Linked DNA regions of Homo sapiens: regions 2 and 3 are each linked to region 1. A link is a loop called in an ENCODE intact Hi-C map of the cell type or tissue named here. Cell type or tissue: B cell. All regions are shown on one strand. Each heading gives the region's core, and the rest is flanking DNA. Links, peaks and the distances in the headings are about the cores only.

Region 1 (7,954 bases), core at 1,405-6,404:
AAAGGGCAGTGGTGTACCTAGTGCATCTGACACCCTGAGCAGATCAATTTTTAAATATCTGCCTCCTTTATATGACAAATTATTATATGAAAAATTATATTAAATAATCGTGAAATGAAACATGCAGCAGAGTCTAAGAGGGCCCCCATGATGCCCACTGGTATGATTTGGGTCTGTGGCCTGCCCAAATCTCATCTTGAATTGTAATCCTCAGTGTTGGAGAAGGGGCCAGGTGGGAGGTGATTGGATCGTGGGGGTGGATTACCCCCTTGCTGTTCTCATGATAGTGAGTGATTTCTTGCAAGATTTGGTTGTTTAAAACTGTGTGGCACCTCCCCGCTCTCTCTTTGTCCTGCTCCTGTCATGTAAGACTTGCCAGTTTCCCCTTCACCTTCTGCCATGATTGAAAGTTTCCTGAAGCTTCTTCAGCCTTGCTTCTTGTACAGCCCGTGGCACTGTGAGCCAATTAAACATCTTTTCTTTACAAATTTCCCAGTCTTAGGCAATCCTTTACAGCCGTGTAAGAACAGACTAATACACCCACCTTATGCTATTCATGTCTTGTGTAAATCCCCTCCCCTTGAGTGTGGGTGAGACTTGTTAATTGCTTCTAACCAGTAGAATATGGCAAAGCTGATGGGATACGATTGTGCAACATAAAATTGTACCCCATCTTGCTTGGAGATGCTCACTCTTGCTAGCTTTTCTGGGTAGTGGGAGGGAGATGGTCTTGATCTCTTGTCCAGGCTGGAGTGCAGTGGCATGATCACAGCTCACTGTAGTCTTGACCCCTTGGGCCCAAGCAATTCTTCCACCTCAGCCTCCCAAGTAGCTGGGACCACAGGTGTGTGCCCCTGGCTATTTTTTTCTATTTTTTGTAGAGTCTCATTATGTTACTTAGGCTGGTATCAAACTCCTGGGCTCAAGTGATCCTCTCACTTTGTCCTCCCAAAGTTTTGGAATTACAGGCATGAGCCACCACACATGGCCTCTTGCTTACTTTAAGAAAGCAAAGGTCATGTTGAGAAAGCCCCATGGCAAGGAGCAGAGGGCAGTCCAAGACCAATATCCAGCAAGAGACTGAGGCCCTCAGTCCAATATCCCATGAGTTACTGAATCTTGTTAACTACTACCTGAGCTTGGAAGTGGATCCTTGCTCAGTCTAACCTCAGCTGACACCTTGATTGCATCCTTGTGAGACCCTGAAGTGGAGGACACAGTCAAGCCATGCCCTGATTCCTGACCCACTAAAACTGTGATTTTGTTTATCTTTTCCAAAAACCAACTTTTTATTTCTTTGATATTCTGTATTTTTTAGTCTCAAGTTCATTTATTTCTGCTCTGATCTTTTTTACTTTCCTTCTGTGTATTTTGGGTCTGTTTTGTTTTTGCTTTCCTAATTCCTTTATGTTTATTTGAAGTATTTCTACTTTTTTGAATAAAAATTATTTATATTTAATTTTATATTTCTTTCTGCTTTTTGATATAGGCATTTATTGCTATAAATTTCCCTCTTACTACTGCTTTTGCTGTATCCCATAGATTTTGGTATATTGTATTTCCATTTTTATTCTTTTCAAGAAATTTTAAAATTTTCTTCTTAATTTCTTCATTGACCCATTGGTGGTTCAGGAGCATGTTGTTTAATTTCCATGTGTTTGGGAAGATTTAGAGGTTCCTCTTGTTATTGATCTCTAGGTTTATTCCACTGTGGTCAGAAAAAACCATTTGATACATGATGTAATTTCTACTTTTTTGAATGTATTCAGACCTTTTTTGTGGCCTAAGATATAATCTATTCAGGAGAATGTTCCATATACTAATGAAAAGAATGTGTATTCTGCAGGATTTGAGTGAAATGTTCTGTAATTGTCATACCTATCCGGTCTACTGTGCTGTGTAGTTCAACTCCAAAGTTTCTTTGTTAATTTTCTGTCAGGATAATCTGTCGGTTTCCTGAGAGTAGAGTGTTAAAGTCCCTTGCTATTAGTGTATTTCAATCCATCTTTTCCTTTAGCTCTATTAATGTTTGCTTTATATACTTAGGGGCCCTAGTGTTGCGTGCATAGATATTTATAATTGTTATATTTTCTTGCTGAATTCACCCCTTTATTATTATTTAGTGACCTTCTTTGTCTCTTTTTGCAGTCTTTGATTTGTAGTCTATTTTATCTAAGTACGGCTACTCCTGCTTTGTTTTGGCTTCCAGTGGTATGAAATATCTTTTCACCCCTTCACTTTCAGTCTGTATGTTTTTGTTTTTGTTTTGAGACAGGGTCTTGCACTGTTGTCCGGGCTGGAGTACAGTGGCATGATCTTGACTCACTGCAACCTCCACCCCCCAGGTTCAAGCGATTCTCCTGCCTCAGCCTCCCTAGTAGCTGGGATTGCAGGCTCCTGCCACCACACCCAGCTAATTTTGTATTTTTTTAGTAGAGACAGGGCTTCACCGTGTTGGCCAGGCTGGTCTCGAACTCCTGACCTCAAGGGATCTACCCATCTCGGCCTCCCAAAGTGCTGGGATTACAGGCCTGAGCCAGCATGCCCAGCCAGTCTGTATGTCTTTTTAGGTGGAATGGGTTTCCTGTAGGCATTATATAGTTGAGTCTCGTTTCTTTATTCATTCATCCACTCTATGCCTTTTAATTGGAGAATTCAGTGAATTTACATTCAGTGTTATTGATAAGGACTCACTGCTGCTATTTTGTTGTTTTCTGATTATTTTGTAATTCCTCCCTTCCTTCTTGCTTTTTTACTGTCTCTCTTTGTGGTTAAGTGACTTTCTCTGGTAGTAAGTTTTAATTTGTTGCTTTTAACTTTTAGTGAATCTATTATAGGTTTTTGCATTGGGGTTACCATGAGGCTTATGAAAAACATTTTATAGATAAAACAAATTATTTTAAGGAGATAACAACTTATCTTAGACCACAAAGAAAAGAATGGAAACACACAAAGCAAAAGCAAAAAAAAAAAAATCTACAACTTCCTTACTCTCACATTTTGACTTTTGTCTTAATTTGCCTCTGTTTATATTGCCTATATTTTAACAGGTTAATGTAGCTATTATTGTTTTGGTAGATGCATCTTTTGGGCTTCATACTAGAGTTATGAGTGGATTGCACTCCACAATTACAGTGTAAGAGTATTCTGGGTTTGTCTACTTACTTAATTTTACCAGTGGGTTTTACACCTTCAAATATTTTATTTCTTCTTTTTTTCTTTCTTTAGTTTTTCTTTCTTTTTTCTTTTCTTTTTTCTCTTTTTATTGCACATTTTGCTTTTAGATTGATTGAAGAACTCCCTTTAGCATTTTTTGTATGACAGGTCTGGTGGTGGTGAATTCTCTTCCCTTTTGCTTATCTGGGAACGACTTTATCTCTCCTTCACAGGTGAAGAATACCCTTGCTGGACACTATTCTTGAATGGTAGTTTTTTTCTTTCAGTACTTCTTTGAAAATGTTATCCTACTCCCTCCTGGCCTGTATGGTTTCCATTGAGAAGTTTATTGCCAGATGAATTGGAAATCCTTTATATGTTACTTGCTTTTCTCTTGCTGCCTTTAGGATCCTCTTTGTCCTTCACCTTTGGGAGTTTATTATATGCCTTGGAGCAGTCTTATTTGAGTCAAATCTTATTTTGTGTTCTCTGACCTTCCAGTACCTGGATATTTATATTTTTCTCAAGTTTGGAAAGTTTTATGTTATTATTTCTTTGATTAAACTTTCTACCCCTTCCCCTTGCTCGACTTTCTCTTAAACACCAATAATTTTTAGATGTGGTCTTTTGAGTTAATTTTATAGGCAATCATCATTCCTTTTCATTCTTTTTTTTCTTTTTTCTCCTCTTACTATATGTTTTCAAATAGCCTGTCTTCTCTGCTATTGAGAGCCTCTAATGAATTTTTCAGTTCACCAAATATTTTTCTAAGTTCCAAAATTTTTGTTTTTCTAAATTATTTAGATTTCTTTGTTAAATTGCTCTGATAAATTTCTGAAATTTGTTTTCCGTGTTATCTTGGCGATCACTGAGTTTCCTTAAAACTGCCGTTTAGGGTCAGTCACTGGTTTCTTGTTTTGTCCATTTGGGGAGACCTTGGTTTCCTGTTTGCTGTTGTTTCTTGTGGATGTATGTCTATGTCTTTACATTGAAGGATTAATTATTTATTCCAGTCTTCTCTGTCTGGCTTGTTTTGATTTTTATTGGCTACAATTGCTTAAAGGTTCTTTATTGCTATGGACTGTCTTCTTTTCAGCTCTAGGTGGCGTCTTTACGCCAGGTTCACCTCAGCTCTAGTAAATGATCAGAGCATGCCCTTTCTGAGTGGCAGAGGTCCCTAAGGGGATATCCTGGCAGTGTAGGAAGGTTGGCTAGAAGTTCGTCCCCAGGAGACCTGTGGAACAAACCTTCTGCAGTATGGTGCTGCTGAACAGTCACTCTGATTTGGTGTCTTGTTTGGCTGATTTACAAAGCAGTTCCCAGGGCAGGGGATGGTAGTCTTCCCTCCCCACCGGTTCTGACTGTTCTCAGGGATATTTCTCTTTTCAGGCACTCACAGTGCTTCCTGTGGCTCTAAGGTAGGGATGGGTCTCTTGCCATGGAACCCAGGATGATGAAGTTGGTTATCCACCTCAACCTCATTTTTTCCAGTGAGAAACTGAGTTGGGGGAAATTATTTCTTGTGCTTGATACCAGTCAGAATGAGGGGAGAGACGTCACAAATGTGGAAGTGTGTCCAGAATTGGTGGGTTCTTGGACTCGCTTACTTCAAGAATGAAGCCGCGGATCCTCGCAGTGAGTGTTGCAGTTCTTAAAGATGGTGTGTCCGGAGTTTGTTCCTTCAGATGTTCAGATGGGTCCGGAGTTTCTTCCTTCTGGTGGGTTCGTGGCTGACATCAGGAGTGAAGCTGCATCCCTTTGTGGTGAGTGTTACAGCTCTTAAAGGCGATGCGTCTGGAGTTATTCCTTCCTCCCGGTGGGTTCATGGTCTTGCTGGCCTCAGGAGTGAAGCTGCAGACCTTCGCGGTGAGTGTTACAGTTCATAAAGGTGGCGTGTCCGGAGTTGTTTGTTCCTCCCATCTGGAATTGTTCGTCCCTCCTGGTGAGTTCGTGGTCTCGCTGGCTTCAGGAGTGAAGCTGCAGACCTTCGTGGTTAGTGTTACAGTTCATAAAGGCAGTGCCAACCCAAAGAGTGAGCAGCAGCAAGATTTATTGCAAAGAGCTAAACCCTCCACAGCGTGCAACGGTACCCGCGTTGTGGCTGCTGGCTTGGGTGACCTGCTTTTATTCCCTTGTATGGCCCCACCCACATCCTGCTGGTTGTTCCATTTTACAGAGAGCTGATTGGTCCATTTTGACAGAGTGCTGATTGGTGCGTTTACAAACCTTTAGCTAGACACAGAGTGCTGATTGTGCTGATTGGTGCGTTTACAGTCCTTTAGCTAGACACAAAAGTTCTCCAAGTCCCCACCCAATTAGCTAGACACAGAGCACTGATTGGTGTGTTTATAAACCTTTAGCTAGACACAGAGTGCTGATTGGTGCATTTACAATCCTTTAGCTAGACACAAAAGTTCTCCAAGTCCCCACCCATCCCAGAAGCCCAGCAGGCTTCACCTTTCACTGGCACTGGCTTGACTTTGCGGCACCTATCCTGGACACTCCGGCAACCCAGAAGGAGCTCGTCCCAGACAACCAAGAGGAAAAGGGGAAGCCAGAAAGAGACAGAGACCCGCCATCGTTGCCAACAACTCGGTGAAGAGGGAATGGCGATCCAAGCAGGGGACCCAGCCTCTGATCAAGCCCAGCAGGCACCAGCCTGCTGCCCGGAGTGCGGGGCCCTCCGAGCCCGTGCCCACCCAGAACCCATGCCGGACTGCAAGCACCGCGCAGCCCCAGCTCTCGTCTGCGCCTCTCCCTCCACACCTCCCTGGAGCAGAGGGAGCCGGCTCCAGCCTCCGCCAGCCCCAGAAAGGGGACCCCACAGCGCAGTGGTGGGCTGAAGGGCTCTTCAAGCACGGCCAGAGCGGACGCCGAGGCCGAGGAGGCCCCGAGAGCTAGCAAGGGCTGCTAGCACATTGTCACCTCTCAGAAGTCCAATTCTCTTACCATCTGCTTAGAGTTTTTCACTTCTTTGTGGCCCTGGGAACTCTTTTTCATATATGAGTTCTGGAATATTTCTGGTGATAATCTTGACATTGTACATTTGGTTTTGGTTTATTGTGGAGGGAGTGAAGTCAGCATGCTTCTATGCTGCCATTTTGGAACTGGAAGTCCTCCTGACCCACAGAAACAGAAATAATAAATGTGTATTCCTTCAGGCTAGTAAGTTTGTAGCACTATTATTACACAGATAAGTAATGATACCGGAGTGCTGGGAAGGGAAGAGGGTGGTCCCTGGCTGGGCCTCTACCCCCAAGGACCTAGGTGAGGACGGTACTCCTGTCTTGGTGCTCAAATGTTGCATTTCCCAAAACTACCCTGGCCTGCCATGCCCCCATCCTGTGCCTATAGAAACCTCCCAGACCTAGCAGGCAGACACAGAAGTGGCTAGACGTCCACAGGAGCACATGGGCGGAGGCACACACAGGCGGCTGGGTGTCAAGTGGAATGCACTGGCACAGGCAATCCAGCAGGCACCCCGATCCGCAGAACAATACGGAGTTTGGCTGGGGCAGTTGGAGGAGAGCCTCGTTGATGAGCGGCCCAACTCCGGGGGAGAACCGTCTCCCTTCTGGATCCCCCATTTGCTGAGAGCCACTTCCACTCAATAAAACCTTGCTCTCATTCTCCAAGTCCACGTGTGATCCAATTCTTCTGGTGCACCAAGGCAAGAAACCCCGGGATACAGAAACCCCGGGATACAGAAATCCCTCTGTCCTTGTGATAACGAAGGGGGTCGAATTGAGCTGATGAACACAAGTCACCTATAGACGGGAAACTAAAAGAGCACCCTATAACACATGCCCGCTGGGGCTTCAGAAGCTGTAAACAATCACTCCTAGACACTGCCCTGGGGTCGGAGCTCTATATAGCCTTCCCATCTCCATTCTCCCTTAGAGGTTTGAGCAGCGGGGCATTGAAGAAGCGAGGCACTCCCCCGTCACACACCCTGTGAGGGGGACGAGGGAACCTTTCCCGTTTCGGTAATACAGAGCACATATTAATAATGGCCAGAAAAGAAAAGCAGACAGTGAAAATTTTGTTTTGTTGGACTTCATATTTATTATCATGCCAGTAAAAAAATTAATAATAAAAAAAGAATAAATAAATAAAGGCCAGGTGCGGTTCCTCATGCCTGTAATCCCAGCACTTTGGGAGGCTGAGATGGGTGGATCACCTGAGGTCAGGAGTTTGAGACCAGCCTGGCCAGCATAGTGAAATCCTGTCTCTACTAAAAATACAAAAAAAAATTAGCTGGGCCTGGTGGCAGGCACCTGTAATCTCAGCTACTTGGGAGGCTGAAGCAGGAGAATGGCTTGAACCCAGGAGACAGAGGTTGCAGTGAGCCGAGATTGTGCCATTGCACTCCAGCCTGGGCAACAAGAGCAAAACTCCGTGTCAAAAAATAATAATAATAATTAATAAATAAATAAGAGATCAAAAAGGAAAAAATTGATTAAATTTTTAAAGCATTAATTTTTTTAAAAAAGAAAAACATATCTATATATTGCTCTGTCACAGGCATGAATAATACTGTAGTTTCTGTTTTTAAGCCTTCTTCAAATTTGTCATTGGCTCTATCAATGGCTTGTTCCTTCTTGCGTGTTCATGTTAAATTCAGAGCATAGCAAGATTTGTCAATTTATATTTGCCTACAGTTGATCCTTACATAGGGATATGTCATACCATGGGGCTTGAGCCTGCCAACTGTACCCAAAACTTGAATGACTCTCAACTATAACAAATTTACTTTTGAAACAAACATGTATAGTCATGTCCACTTGTGTCAGGGCCA
Region 2 (7,954 bases), core at 1,284-6,283, 280 kb after region 1:
TTAAGAACAAAAACAACATGAGCTATATTATGGTTTCTTTACTGGGGACATTGTGATTATAACTGTAAAAAAAATTAAATCCATAAACAAAATACTTGACTTTAAGTTGGCTTAGAAGGTCACAGAGCTCTTCATGACTCCACTTCTGCCCACCTCTTCAGGTATCTTTTACTTCAGGGGGTTTTGCAATTCATTCCAGTTCTTCAACAAACTAGGTTTTCCCCGCTCTAGAACTACACAAACACCCATACCTCTTCTTTCCAGTCAGAATCTTTCCAGTCAGGATCTTTGTCTGGCTAACTGCAACATATCAGAGAACTCAAATGTTACTTCCTCTTAGAAGTACTCCCTGATGGCCTGGCGTGGTGGCTTATGCCTGTAATCCCAGCAGTTTGGGAGGCTGAAGCGGGCAGATGACTTGGGGTCAGGAGTTCGAGACCAGCCTGGCCAACATGGTGAAACCCCATCTCTACTAAAAATACAAAAATTAACTAGGCATGGTGGTGCGCACTTGTAATCCCAGCTACTTGAGAGGCTGAGGCAAGAGAATCGCTTGAACCCAGTAGATGGAGGCTGCAGTGAGCCAAGATTGCACCACTGCACTCCAGCCTGGGTAACAGAGTGAGACTCTGCCTAAAAAAAAAAAAAAAAAAAAAAAAAAGCACTCCCCGACAAACTCCCCACCTCCACCCCCAAAATACGAATGTCTTCTATAATACACTTGTATAGTACCTTGAATTTTTCTCAGTATATTACTCATCAAATTTTACTTAATTCCTTGTCTTCCCTAGAAACAGTAAACTTTCAGGTAAGGGACCATGCTCTCTTGCCCATAGTTGAATCCCCAGGCCATGGAGTGAAACCTAGCACGTTTCAGGGGTTCAATAAATATTTATTGAAGAATGAATGAATTAAAATCTTAAGCTGCCTTATATTCCTAAATTATTGGTGTTTACCATGCACCTTTCCAAACTGACCTAGAGCTAGTTACAGAAGCCTGGTGTCTGCAGCCTGAAGAACTCTGAGAATGACATTTCCACTAGATGAGGTTAGCTGATTTAGTACTAAGATCCCTTGCCCAGTTCTCCATAAGAAGCCAACTGCCTGGGTTTGAATCCCTGCCTCACTGCATATTAGCCATGTAACCTTGGACAAATGACTTAACTTCTGTGTGCTTTGACTTCCTCATGGTTAAATAGATGACGTTAGTACCTCTCTCATAAAGTTGTTTTTGAAGAATTAGAGGAATATGATACACTGCTTGTCACATGATATGTGCCTAATGAATGCCATTCACTGATTTAACAGCAACTTATGGGGTAATCGGAGTTCCAGCAGAGGATCCCTAGGGGAGGGGATATTCAGTTCTCTTGTAAACAGGTAGTGGGAATCGCACTGCTGAAGCAGGGAGGTTTCAGTTACCTCACCTGAAAACAGAGTTGGGGCTACTGAATTCCCCACAGTCTAAAACAGATCCTGATCTCCAAAGAGGGGAAAGATATATATATTTAAGGAGACATGATGCCTCCTCTTTGAATTTCTAGTTCAACATGGAAAGACTGAATGTAAACAGGGGGTAAATCCTCAAAAAGATGAACTTCCTCCCTCATCATCTTACTCCAGTGAACTCTGTTGAAATAGCAGTAACCATAGGCATACCTGTGGACTGTTTGTTGCCTAGGCTCTCCTAGCCAGCATGCAGAATAGAGAGGACAGTAGTTGTTCAAATGGGTAGAAGATAGCAACAGGAGCATGTGGGGTACATTAGTGTCTCACGCTGTGGGTCCGCCAGCCTAATTCCTATCCCATGCCCGCTTTTCGCTAGCCACCTTCTGGCCAGGGTGGCTTTGTGACACAGCTCTGACGGATAAGATAAAACAATGTCTATGTGCTGGGGTCTCTGGGAAATTTTTTGTTTTCCTGATAAAAAAGCAAAAAATGGGCTAACATGACTCATTTTGCCCTTTGTTCTTCCCCCTTCTCCCTGCCTGGAACATGAACAGATGTGATGTTTCAAAATGTAGCAGCCACCTTACAACCACAAGGCAGCAAATATGAAGACAAATGCCTCCAAGCCAAGGATGGTGGTGAAGGAGTGGTAAAGACAGACGAGCCTGGGTCCCTGATACATTAGGGAGCTATTTTCCCAGCCCTGGACTGCCTACCTCCCTGGCTTTTGTGTTGTCTGAGACAAATAAATGTCTTTTTGTTTAGCTGAGTATTGGTTGGGTTTTCTTGCCTTGGAATGGATTCCTGAGAAATAAATATAGCATGCAGCCCAAAGCTTTACACGATGTGAACCTTAATTGCAACATTTACCACAGTATCTTATAATCACAGTTTTATTTCTTTTTTAGTAGTCATGACTTTTTTGTAGGTAGGACTTTGGGCTTATTTATTTCTATATCTACAGCATATACTAGGCATTCAGTAGAAGTTAGATGAGTGAACCCACTTCATTTGATAAATTGTGATGAGTGAACTTGCAAATCAGAAACCAGTGCTATGGAAAGATTTCCCCAGGTGTCTGGTTCAGTCAGGAGAAGGGTGACGCTCCTGTAAGGAAACCAGGTATACCCAAGAGAAATAAAAACTCATGAGTCATCACATGGACTTTTGTGGTTTCTTTTATTTCTGGGTGCATTATGACAAAAACAAATAAAATATGCTAATACATTTTAAAAACAGACATTTTTTTCCTGATAATGAAAACACATGCTCTTCTCAAACATAAAATTAACCTTAATAGGAGAAGGAGTGATAGGAAAAACAAAACAGAGAAAAGGGCAGGATAATTTTTCTCTCCTTATTAACTTGCTGCTCACTCATGGAATGAGCTTTTCTTTTACCAGAAAAATCTAGGCATTTGTGTTGAAGACTCTAGAGCAATGACTGATTAAGAAATGCTCGCTCTTGATCTTATCGGCTGTATTCAGGGAATGTTCAGTGGCTGTGTCACGTCGCAGATGTGCTTGCAAAGGTTATTCCTCAGGACTGTGTCTTTCCCCATCTGCCTTCTCTGTTGCCTGTGGCTGATTCCATTTTCTTTAGCATCACAAAGCTCCTGAGCCAATTTACCCAAAGGCTTTTTGTCATTTGTATTTCAGCTGCCACTTCTCTATGCAGTTTCTATTTTAAAATGCTTATATAATAACTTTGGGTCTGCTAGGGTCTTTTGCCTCTGAAGATTTTAATCAGATTGGCTTGAATACCCATTTTATGCCCTGTGGAAAAACCCACTGTCTTCTCCAAGATGTCTCCTAATTCCCAGGAGACTTCCACTGTTCTCATGGACACGCCTGGCTTCCACTTGTTACTGCTGATGAATTTGTGCTTTCCACTCTACCTGGACTAATACCTTATTTTTACTTTGAATCAGCAGAATTGTGGAACTTTGTCCCTTTATCTCATTTGTATTTCTGATTTGAATAAATCAACTGATTTATAGCTCTAAATACAAATAACATGGAACACTTCTAAGTACGGTGTAAAACTTTGGTGGATATGTTTTAAGCACACTATAGTTGGCACTGGCATGCCAGAAATGCTCCAATGACCAGTTACAATAGGTGATGGAGAGGTAACCTTGCACAAGAGAGCCACAGTCCTTGTCCCTGCAGAGCGGCAGACAGAAACGCAGGAACCAGTGAGGAATGGAAGTGCCAGGGTAGGATACGGGAGGCCACGGGAGCCAGGAACACTCTGTGCACTATGTCAGCACATGGTTGTGAAAGAGGCTGTGTAGTACTGTTTCTTATGCTGATCAAACAACTCAGCTGAGTTGTAATCTCACTCAAGTTCACTATTTCTTATGTATTGGATTTCTTTACTATGTAATTTCTGCTTAGAAGCTCTAATAATTCGATCAATCTTGGAAAATCTAACCACTAGTATATTAGCACCATCAAAAATCATGCATGTTGTAGAGAAGTTGGTTATTATGATATGTACTTATATGTTCCCAGAAAGAAAAATGCTCCAAGTTTTGTAGCAAAACTTGATTTTCTTAAAACCTTAAGTAAACACAGGATAGACCTTATGTCTTTGTATGAATTATCTTTTTTCAGTTTTAACTTATGAGCAAATGGCTAAATTTTTTTCTTCTTCGTCTTGCCAGCTCTCTGTGTGTGTGTTTTGATAAAGGTGGGCTTTAGGGCCATCTAGTGGCTTCTTGAATAGGAAATTCTAAAAATTACCATTAAGCTGAATAGGAAAACCCCCACCTTCTCTCACCAAATATTCTCTCTTTAAATTTGTTACATATTAGCTCTTAGGAGTTTAAAGACAGATATTGGAAAACTTGTGGTAGTTCATATATATTCTTTTTCTTTTTCCAAATGAAATGTTACCATATTTGCATTTCCTTTCAAATAACATGAACACTGTAATGACCCATGTGCGTTCTTGGATTTTTGAGCACTGATGGAATGCTGGCATCTTGTGGATTGGTTATGAAGTTTTAGTCTATCCTGGCAGCTTTGAAGTTTATAGCCTCAACCTTTGTATCTTTCATAATATCCAGTTCAAAAAAAAATCAGCCTAGGCCTTCACATTTATGCAGTGTCTGATGATTTTAAGGTTGTGAAAGGAAAATAAATCTCAGGACCCCAATCACTAAGCCAAAAAGAAAAGTCAAGCTGGAAACTTCATCAGGCAAACCTGCCTCCCATTTTATTTCTAAGTAAGATAACTACAAAGATTTTTAAAAGCTATATACCTCCTTCACCTATAAAATACAGATTCATTGAGCCAGACTAAGGCTTAAGTAACTATTCCTCTACCCGAGTCTCACATGCAGATTGTGTATTCAGTGAAAGGCTGATCAAAGACTCAAAAGAATGCAACCATTTGTCTCCTATCTACGTATGATCTGGAAGCCCCCTATACAAGTTATCCCGCCTTTCCAGACTGAGCCAATGTACATCTTACACATATTGATTGATGTCTCATGTCTCCCTAAAATCTATAAAACCAAGCTGTACCCCAACCACCTTGGGCACCTGTCACCTGGACCTCCCAAGGTTGTGTCACAAGTGTGTCCTTAGCCTTGGCAAAATAAACTTTCTAAATTGATTGAGACCTGTCTCACATGTTTTTGGTTCACAGGTACAGACTTCTCCTTTCAATAGTTACAGACTTCTGAATGCAAGATTTTGGAGCTGTCAAAAGCTGGTTCCCCAAAGAGCTTAACCACTGACCCCAACATAACCCACTGACAAGACAAACCATAGTTTATTACTTACCTTGGTAAGGGTGGGCACCACCTCACAAACTTTGGGATTGTTTCCGAGTGGGGGGAAGAAACCCCAACTTATTGGAAAATGAAAGTGTGATTTCAGGTGGGTCTTTAAAAATGGGGTTCAGGATTGGGTAAGGATCAGGATACAATAGTCCAAGACTGATGGCTAAGGCGAGGGATTCAAAGAATCTTACGTGCAAGCTGTTGGTTGACGTTTTCCACTGAAGAGAGGATGAGTCTTTTGGGAAGTTCCTGTAGTGAACATTCAAGCCATATGCCTGGGCAGAAGACTCCTGAAAAAATAAAGTTATGTTGGTGAAGTCAGAGGAATTGCGAAGTCTTGCTAATATAGATGTAGATGTGTTTTCAGTTCTCACTGTTCAGACTATCAGGTAGACAGTTTTGGTTCTTAGAGGCCTTCCACAATTATGATGCCTACACAAAATCAAAGCACAAAGCAGTGTTCCCTGTAAAAAATATAAATTCTGAGAGAAATGATACATCAAACTATTAAGAATGTTTCATTCTTTAGAGTGACTATGTTTTAGGATTGCTTTCCTTCAGGATATTTAAACAAAAACAGTTCTCTGAAGGAATAGACACAATTTTGATAAGTATAATGATGGTCAAAGGTAGAGAAAATCAAGCATAGAAAATTGGCAGATAGGTAAGATGCCATAATTCAACGTTATGGGGCCGCCAGCCAGAATACAATGGACTCCTGAACCCAGTATTTTGTACATACTAAAGAATGTTATGAAAGAGACAGTAAGCAGAAAGCAAAATACTGACTTCAGTTTTGCACATGCATAACTTTTGTGTATTAGTCCGTTCTCTCACTGCTATAAAGAAATACTTGAGACTGAGTAATTTATAAAGAAAAGAGGTTTAATTGGCTCATGGTTCTGCAGGCTATACAGGCTTCTGCTTCTGGTGAGGCCTTGGGAAACTTACAATCATGGCAGAAGGTGAAGGGGAAGCAGGCACGTCTTACATGGCTGGAACAGGAGGAATAGAGAGAGTGGGGAGGTGCCACACACTTTTAAACAACCAGATCTCATGAGAACTCTATCACAAGAATGGCACCAACGGGGAGGGTGCTAAACCATTCATGAGAAACTGTCCCCATGATCCAGTTACCTCCTACAAGGCCCCACCTCCAATTGGGGATTAAAATTTGACATGAGATTTGGGCAGAGACATAGATCCAAACTATTACTTCGTCCTCTCGTTGATTCAGTTCAGTGTTTTAACCTAACTGAATATGTATTATGCAAGTACATAATGGTAAAACTAGCAGGACTCTCTCTCATCTGACCTCTAATCTGATGACTACATTCTATTCTATCAGCTTCATTTTTTTTTCTTTATTTTCTTTTTTGTTGTTAGAGACAGGGTCTCACTCTGTCACCCAGGCTGGAGTGCAGCAGTGGTACAATCATGCTTACCGCAGCCTTGACCTCCCAGGCTCAGGTGATCCTCCTACCTCAGCTTCCTGAGCAGCTGACACTACAGGCATGTGCCACCACACCCAGCTAACTCTCATATGTTTTGTAGAGACAGGTTTCACCATGTTGCCCAGACTGGTCTTGAACTCCTGAGCTCAAGAAATCCACCTGCCTCAGACTCCCAAAGTATTGGGATTACAGGTGTGAACCACCATGCCCAGCTATCTGCCCCATTTCTGAAGTTAATATGATTTTTCCTACAATCCTCTTCCCAACTTCATCCATGAAGAAACTAACCATGTGGTGAAGTAGAATGTGTCGGACTTTGAGGACTTATAGTCGTCATCATAAGGATGTCATTTACAGCCATATAACCAGATTCAATTACTGAAAGAGTGAGTATAGGTGCAGAGAGATATCCAAGGTATGGACCCTGGAATACTTCAACATTTAGAGGTCTGGAAAAGGAAGATCTAGCAGATAAGATGATGAAGGGAGAAGAGGAGAATACCAATGACCGTAAAAAACACAGTTTCCTATAATGGTCCTTCATTAATTCAGAGGTCATTCTTTCCATAAACATAGATTTCTCCCATACCCTATTCAATGCAGTTTCTGCCTCACACACTTCAAACCACAGGATGTATATGGAAGTATCAAAAGCATAAATAGACCTGCAGTAACCCTTAATGCCAGTTTTGGACTCTGTCTCCTGACCTTGAATACTGGAGGTATGGCAGAGTTAGTCATATCTTGATTAGTCACAGATGTTGAATTATAGGTTGTTTTTTTTTTCAATAAATTGGGCTTCTTCAAGTTGCTGTTTGGATGTCATATTAGCATTCAGGGCATGAAATATAAATCTATTTAGATTTTTCAATTAGGAGGGAATTTAATGTAGACAATTAAACACTTACAAAATCATTGAAAGGTTATGGGACTACCATCGAACTATGGGTTTCAGGTTTAACCACCATTGCCGCTCTTGCTATTGCCATCACAGCTGCTCACACTCATGAAGCTGAAAACTAGACATGAGAACCTGGAGTCCAGCTACCACAGGCACTTATGTTTTGGCAAACTTGCTTGTCAGCGTTCATAGCTACAAAGCTGGACTTCCTCACAATTCTACTTTCTAGATATATACGAACACACAATTGTCCCTTGCTATTCATGGCAATTGGTTCCAGGACTCCTCATGGATGCCAGTATCCATGAATGCTCAAGCCCTTCATATAAAATGTCATAATATTTACATATAACCAAC
Region 3 (7,954 bases), core at 1,138-6,137, 110 kb after region 1:
CCAAAGTGCTGGGATTACAGGCGTGAGCCACTGCACCGGGCTATCATTGTATTTTAATATGCAATGACTTTTTTTTACAAGCGAGGGCAGATATGTTTTTATATCTTTTTTTTTTTTTTTTTTTTTTTGAGACAGAGTCTCACTCTGTCACCCAGGCTGGAGTGCAGTGGTGCAACCTCAGCTCACTGCAACCTCCGCCTCCCAAGTTCAAGTGATTCTCCTGCCTCAACCTCCTGAGTAGCTGGGATTACAGGTGCCCGCCACCATGTCTGGCTAATTTTTATATTTTTAGTAGAGATGGGGTTTCACCATGTTGGTCAGGCTGGTCTATCATCTGTTTTTTTTTTTAAATAAACTGCCAATTTGTGTACTTTGCCTACTTTTCTATTTTATCTAAGGATTATTACATATTAAGTGTATTAACACTTTGGCCTGCCATCCATGCTGCAAATGTTTTCATTTCAGCTTATTATTTTTCTGTTAATTTTATGTTCATATTTTTTCATATATAAAGTTTATTTTTTATATATTTTTTAATTTTTAAGATGGAGTCTTGCTCTTTTGCCCAGGCTGGAGTGCAGTGGCACGATCTTGGCTCACTGCAACCTCCGTCTCCTGGGTTCAAGCAATTCTACCTCAAACTCCTGAGTAGCTGGGATTACAGGCGCCCGCCACCACGCCCAGATAATTTTTGCAATTTTAGTAGAGACGGGGTTTTACCGTGTTGGCCAGGCTGGTCTCGAACTCCTGGCCTCAGGTGATCTGCCTGCCTCGGCCTCCCAAAGTGCTGGGATTACAGGCGTGAGCCACGGTGCCCAGCCCATATATAAACTTTAGATGAAGTTTTTCAGTGTTTTTAAATTGTTTCTTCCTTTGCTACTGTGCTAAATAATACCTAAAACTTACTGAGCATTTACTGTATGTCAGGCAACATATAGTGATTTATATGTATTACTTAAGTTAAGCTTGAACAATCCTTGAGTTAGGTACTATTATCTCCATTTTATGGATCAGAAAACTGAGGCACAAATAGGTTGAGTATCTTGTTTCTGGTAGGCACATCTAGTAAGTGGCAGAGCCAGGATTTGAAGCTAGTTGCTCTAATGCCAGACACTTAGCTACTAAGTTCTACTGCCTCCTAGCAAAGCACTATTAAGTTGAAGTTGATATTATTTACCTACTTTTTTATGGTTACATATTTTTAAAAAGTTACACACATAAACACTCTACTTTAAAAATGTCAATATATTCAAATTTTGTAACATAGTGTTATATGTAATAGTCTTTGCAAAGTTAAAAGAATTCATTTATTTTGGAACTGAAATTAATGCATCACCTAGTTTGACTAATCTTTGGAAAATTGGGCTAATAGAATATTGGAAGGTGTGGGAAGAATTGTAATAGAGACCAGAAAACTAAGCAGTTTTTAAAAAATGTAATTATTAAGTTCAAGAAAAAAGCAAATGGTTAATAAAACATAACCATAGCCCGTATATTATAACATTAAGTTCTGACTGCTATCTGCATGGGCATAATAAAATGAATAATGAATATTTAACTATACATAAAATGTGAATAGAGGGTGAGGAAATGAAGAATGAAAAAAGTGGGAACAGACAACTCTGGTAGACTCAGGTATGATTTTCTTAGATCTTCCTGACTCACTTCAATATCTGATATTAAACTCTACTGGGGCTGCTGTGAGCAACCTTCTTGTTTCTGGCCCTTACTGTAGCATGTTACTTACAGGGGCTATACCTTCCTTAATACAACACCCATCCCTCCTCTACTCTACTATGGTGGGGTTTTTTTTTGGGTAGTTGCTGCCTCTAAGTGAATTTAGAAAGATAATCAGAGGAAGGAGGGTGGGTAGAGGGAAAATGAATAAATTTGTAGTCACCAGCTATCAGATAGGTTTGGATTGTACACATAATTAATATGGAGAAAAATTGTTTCATTTTCTCATGATCCTCATTTTCTCCCTCGAGACATTAGCTGTCACCTTCAGAAATATTTCTTTTTTTCTTTTTTTTTTTTTGAGACAGAGACTCGCTCCATCGCCCAGGCTGGAGTGCAGTGGCATGATCTCGGCTCACTGCAACCTCCGCCTTTTGGGTTTAAGTGATTCTCCTGTCTCAGCTTCCCGAGTAGCTGGGACTACAGGTGTGTACCACCATGCTCGGCTGATTTTTGTATTTTTAGAAGAGACGGAATTTCGCCTTGTTGGTCAGGCTGGTCTCGAACTCCTGACCTCATGATCCACCCGCCTCCGCCTCCCAAATGCTGGGATTATAGGCGTGAGCCACCGCGCCCGGCCTACTTTTAGAAATATTTCTAAAGATGAATTCCAAAAGACTAAAACAGGCTTTTCTTCCCCCCTCTCATACAAGAACACATTTCTTCATTTAACAAGTTAAATATATAATACTAATAAATAATTCACAATACTCAAAATGAAGATAATAACTTTAAAGAAGAGGAATTATGAAACAGGATAAGTGGCCAGTGCTGTTTCTGAACACAACAATGCCATTTACTCTCGAATTTAGCCACACGGCACCTTTCTCTTCCTCATTAAAACCCTGGCCACATATTGCTGCTTCTGCCATCTAAGGTCTGTTCTTTAAATAGCACATGGAACTCCGACCGGTATGACCTTTCTTGTTGGCAGGTCATCTGAGGATATTAACTGGAGTACTTTGTCCCACAGTTCCCAGAAGAGCAGGAGACCTCAATATTCTAAGAAGCTTCACTGTTGAAAGTCTAAGTAGTTTGCCAAAAATGATTGATTTTCTTTACACTAAGGAAATTTCTCTTGTGTTTGCAATAAGTAGCTATCAAAGGGACATTTGTGGTTCTAAATTAGTTCCAGTACCTGTAAAGAGACCCATCCCAGCAAGGTGCGGTGGCTCACGCCTGTAATCCCAGCACTTTGGAAGGCCTAGGCAGGTGGATCACGAGGTCAGGAGTTCGAGACCAGCCTGACCAACATGGTGAAAGCCCATCTCTATTAAAAATACAAAAATTAGCTGGGCGTGGTGCTGCGCGCCTGTAATCCCAGCTATTCAGGAGGCTGAGGCAGGAGAATCACTTGAACCCAGCAGGTGGAGGTTGCAGTGAGCTGAGATCGTGCCACTGCACTCCAGCCTGGGCGACAGAGTGAGACTCCATCTCAAAATAAAAAAAGACCTATTCCTGAGAGGAGGCAGGCAGTGGGGAGACAGATGTGTTTCAGGAGCATGGAGGGAAGTTATCTGAAAAATGCTGGCTGCAAAGGGCAAGCGGCCACTCCTGCAAGGAGGTCTCAACACAGTATGACCAAGGGCCCTGCAGGTGGCAGAGCACAGCAAAAGCACAGCAAGAGCATGTGGTATTTATTCAAAGCCAAGGGAGGTAGGCAGGAAACCAGAATGCAGCTTAGTGAGGGCAAGAGCAAGGCAGGGCCCCAGCCCCAGCAAGACTGAGCAATGAAATGGCTTTAAAATAACAACAATCTGCAGTTATCAAAACTGGGGCCAAAATGGCAGACACCCTGAAATAAACTGGTGAAATGCAATCTTAAAACAGATGAACAGCAAATGAGCTAGAATCTTGGAGACTATTTGGTTGCCTCATATGATTTATAGGACTGGAGCAATGTTGCTGATCCTTATACTGAAATTTATGTCACGGGGAGAAAATATAATTCTAACTTACTAGAGAACCATGATTGAAGCTACTCAGGGCTGAGTGGGCAGAAGTATATCTTTGTCTCTGAGGGAAATTGTAAGACTTGCTTGTAGTTTATAAAAGTCATCCATAATTTTTAATCTTTTGTTTTGGGGGTCAGCCAAAATCCTACACCCTAACTATTGTAATCCAGGCGAGTGAAGGCAGTAATCTGAATTACCATGGTGATTGAGGGTTGGGGAGAAGGTGATGGGCTGAAACAATGACTGGAGTGGAAAGGGGGAAGGGGGCAGGAATTCAGGAATTGTGAGCAGGGAATTATTATAAAGAATGGTTCCCTGGTTTCTGCATTGGCTTGAACAACTCTGAGTGGACAGTGATGCTCATAGGAAGTGGGGACGGTCAGATGCCGGAATGCAAAATCCGGTCTCACTTTGTACTTCCTGTGTGAACCTGAGTCAGTTACTCAACCTCTCTGAGGATACAACAAATTTGAGAGTTCATATTTTGGTACATATGAGAGTCTATTAATTGTTAAGCCCTACAGTAAGTGATGAGAGTAATAAGACAAATAGAATACAGCTCTTGAATTCATTTTTTGCAGTCAGCTAGGAGAGACATGCAAAAACAATTAGCAAAATACAATGGGAGAAGCGCTAAAATATCTGTGTGCATAAAGCATTCAGTAAGCCCAGAATAATGTACTCTGCTTGCAAATATGGGGATAAGGAAGGTCTCATGTAGACGTGAGGAAAGAAGAATGGACATTGGAGCTAGGCTTGAATGAATAGTTTCACCAAAATACATTTTCTTTGTGATCTTAGACAAATTAATCTCTCCGAGCCTTAGTTTCCTCAGTTGGGGTTAATGATAGTACTTGTCTCAAGGAATGATGGTTAAATGAAATAATGCATGAAAAATCCTCAGCACAGTGCCTGTTACACAGCAAGAACTCCATGAATGTTTGCTATTTTTATTACCATTATTGCTATGGAGAGCCCTGGGAGTCAGTCAGCTCTGATGGACTCAATGATGTATCAAAGTCACAGCTAGTTAGTACCAGAGACTGGACCAGGATCCAGGCTGCCACTTTTATTCTCTAAAATGAAAGGAGAGCTCTGCCCTCGTCCAATTCCACTTTTTCCACTGAAGATTAAATTGGATTCTTTTATGTAAAGTGGACTCTCCAAGTGACTTTTCCCAAAGGAAAGTTTTGAATGAAATCATTTACCATTTGAATGAGCTCATATCCAAAAGGAGCACCCATTTGGATAGAGCCGATCAGTCTGCAGTATATACAATTTCACTTTGCTTACTGGTCATCTCCATTTTTTTTCCAGGCTACATATTTTTCTTATTTCAGCCTTCTAAACTCCCTGTTCTCTGCAGCCTATTTAATTGACTTTCATATCAAAGGAAAGTGAAAGCAAAAATAGGTTTTACTTATAATCAACATGCATTTACTGTTTGTCGTGATTTAGAAGCTCTTTGCTGGCACTATGGAAAGAGGCAAAAAAAAAAAAACAAAAAAAAAAAGCGTAGCCTCCATTTTTGAAATAGTTAAAGCAAGCCAGATCCACATAAAATAAGAAAACAGTAATTCTAGAACAATGTATAGATATTCTACAGTGATACGGGGTGGATTGAATACATTTATACAAAGGAGGCAAATTAAATTGGTGTTCTATTGAGTTGGAGTTAATGAGGATGTACAGAGAGAAAACAGTCAATCATTTCTGTGGCAAGCGCCATGTTAGGTGCTCCTATAGAGTATCTAAAGAAAATGATGTCTGAGTTAGCTCAAGAAAATGGTAATGGACTCAGATTGGCAAAGAGAAAGGCAGGCAAGTGGTTCTCATCAGAATCACCAGGTCCTTAAAAAAAAAAGCACAACACAACAAAACAAAAAAACCAAAAAAACCCCAAAACTTTTGTGTCCAGGCCGCACCCTCAGCGATTCTGCCTCAATTCCTCAGGGTGAGCAGCCCAGGTGTCCAGCTTTATGAAGGTTCCCAGGGCAATCTATTTTGCAACCTGGGCTGAAAACCTCTGCTTTAGGGCAAAGGCTGGATGATGACTATGCCCAAGTCCTGGGTGGAGAGAGGCAGGCCTGCGGTATTTCTTCTTCCGGATTGCAATGGAAACATGACTTCCCCCAATTTGCCTAGGATGAGAGTAAAGTGAATGCATTGGGTTGTGAACATGTGAACGTTTGCCTGGGGAGGGTCAAGGTGAGGATTTGGGAGAAATAATCTTTTGAGATCTTATAGAACTGCTGAATGCTGACACTGGGGTATAGAATTAGGAAGAAACTTAGAGATTTTAAACAAAAATAGTGGTCTCTGAGGAATTAAATGTATGGAGTCGTAAAGCTGGCAGAAGATAAAGGAGTGAAAAAAGTCTGGAAACAGACAGCTCAGGGCTTTAGGGTCAGTGGTGTCCCTTTGTAAAAACTGCTTCAATTCAACCTCATTTGTAAATGGGCATACTCATAGTAGCCCTGTGTGTCTGTTGGGAAGGTGATGTCACCAAGCCTATATTATAAAAATCGTAAGATGTTCATTTTACTTCTTCCTCTTTCTTTGTCCTTGTCTTCCTCCATGCATGTTTGCTTGCACATAGTCATTTCGTTAGAGGGTAGTCATTAATAAGTGATTAACTTCATATCCTGACCCCCAGGGGCTGTCTGCAAGATTAATGAACTGGTTTTTCTTTTAAAGAACAATGATCCTTAGGTCATGGAGACCTCCTTGATGGCATCCAGAAGTTCGATTGGCTGAGGGACACAAGCAGCTTTCATCATCAGAGAATCTCACCTCCCACATATCTACCTTACTCGTAAAAGCCCCCCAGTTATGTTCAAAGACAGGTGGGGTTTGAGAGGTGCCTCTCGCACCCTCATGCTGTAGCCAATTTGAATAACCTTTCTGTGCTCCTAAGCACTGATGTGTCAGTGTTTGGCTTACTGGCATCAGGTACTCAACCTAAATCTGCAACAGTATGAGATAACATGCAGAGAGCACAGAGTGCCATGCCTGCCACGCAGAAACCAGTAAGCATGAGTTAGTGTTACTATTGTTGTTTGAAAGGATCAAGATTCTGTGTAAATGAGTCACAGGTATCCCAGATGCAGGATTTGCATAGCTGCTATAAAGAGGGTTTCCCACTGAAACTGGTGTAGGCATAAAGAACCCTGTGTTTCTCGTACAAAGGGAATTGAGAGAAACCACTTCATCCTTAACCTGCAGGGAGCTGGAGGAAGAAAGACCTGGAAGAGGCGACCAAAGTGAATGCATGGGTGCCAAAGGTTGGAGACCAGGACAAGGAGGAAGTGGGTTAGAACAGATGGAACTTGGGTGAGGTCTGTATCTATTTTGGAAACTGAAGCCCAGAACTGGGGCCACAATGGGGCAGGCTTTCACTTGCTCCCATTTATGAACCAACCAGCACCATGGGAAGAACGGGGTGGGATAGACTGAGAGACAACTGAATTGTATGCATTTTTGCTTTTTGGCTGATTATTCCAACTCAGGATTACACGAACTAATGCATGTGAAAGCATTTCCTAAATAACAAAACACTATGCAAATAGAGTATTAACATTTTTCTTCTGTGTAGAATTTATACCTAGAGATTCCCTCAAGTGATACTGAAGTAGTTTCTGCACTTCAAGCAGGTGTCTGAGCACAGTGCATAGAGGAGGGTCTGTGGGACTGGGAGTGGCCAAGGGAGGAGCCGAGCAGGGCTGGAAGAGCTGACCCAAGAGGCAGCTCTTCTGTGGATCCCAAGCCTGGAGCAGCAGAAGTTATGCTGAGGTTTTGCCAAACATCCCCAGAGTCTTCTGTTTGGAAGTTTCAAGGATATGCATTTTGTTAGTAGGGTTAGATGAGGTGAAAATGCGAAGCTGGTGATAAACGAAAGTTGTGCTTCAAGAGTTTGGCTCCTAGTCCATGTTTATTAATTGTTTGCTGAAATGAAGACAAGTGTGAGATGGTAATATAACACTAAAGTGTGCTAATAAGTCCATGGTGCTATGCTGAAAGTGCAAATAAGACCTTGCAAGTAAGTCCATGGTGTTTTGGATTTGATGTTAGCGGTAGCAGAAAGCCACTAATATAAGCCTTGAATGGTGTTCAGGGATCTTGTAAACTACTGAAAAGTGAGGAAATAAATGTATGTCCAAGGTCATTCATTTATTTAGCGGCCTTTAAAGAGGAACATTTTCACTGTGAGATAATAGTTGCTGTAGTGACTTATTTAAGCAAGATTACAGGCTCTTCTCTAA

The links. A loop is a pair of places that touch in the nucleus more often than their neighbours do. Peaks named below come from ENCODE experiments on the same cell type or tissue, not always from the same donor. Only the 100,000 strongest peaks of a DNase experiment are listed, where the experiment ranks them.
Region 2: a loop joins it to region 1, with 10 times the contacts of the local background. A loop is called at or near these places in 71 of 110 quality-filtered maps.
Region 3: it touches region 1 in a loop (3-fold over the local background); 7 of 110 quality-filtered maps call a loop at or near these places.

What each region holds. Positions count from the first base shown.
Region 1 is chr12:47,304,284-47,312,237 of GRCh38, reverse strand. It overlaps LOC105369747 (a long non-coding RNA gene), which reads left to right and starts at 4,839. Exons shown (of 2, transcript NR_135024.1): 1 at 4,839-4,919; 2 at 5,558-6,321. RefSeq lists an enhancer at 4,722-5,921. In B cell, for the core only: CTCF peaks have their summits at 4,019 and 4,221; DNase peaks (open chromatin) are centred at 4,297 and 5,207; H3K4me3 peaks cover 1,546 bases; H3K27ac peaks cover 1,459 bases.
Region 2 is chr12:47,028,964-47,036,917 of GRCh38, reverse strand. No RefSeq gene overlaps it. Among named protein-coding and RNA genes, the nearest start is that of PCED1B, 47 kb to the left of the region's middle. In B cell, for the core only: CTCF peaks have their summits at 3,956 and 4,155 (motif pointing left); a DNase peak (open chromatin) is centred at 4,147.
Region 3 is chr12:47,189,413-47,197,366 of GRCh38, reverse strand. All of the region lies in intron 2 of PCED1B (PC-esterase domain containing 1B), which reads right to left. Among named protein-coding and RNA genes, the nearest start is that of MIR4698, 5.6 kb to the right of the region's middle. In B cell, for the core only: no CTCF peak of the experiment used is centred there; DNase peaks (open chromatin) are centred at 3,356 and 5,102; H3K4me3 peaks cover 499 bases; H3K27ac peaks cover 774 bases.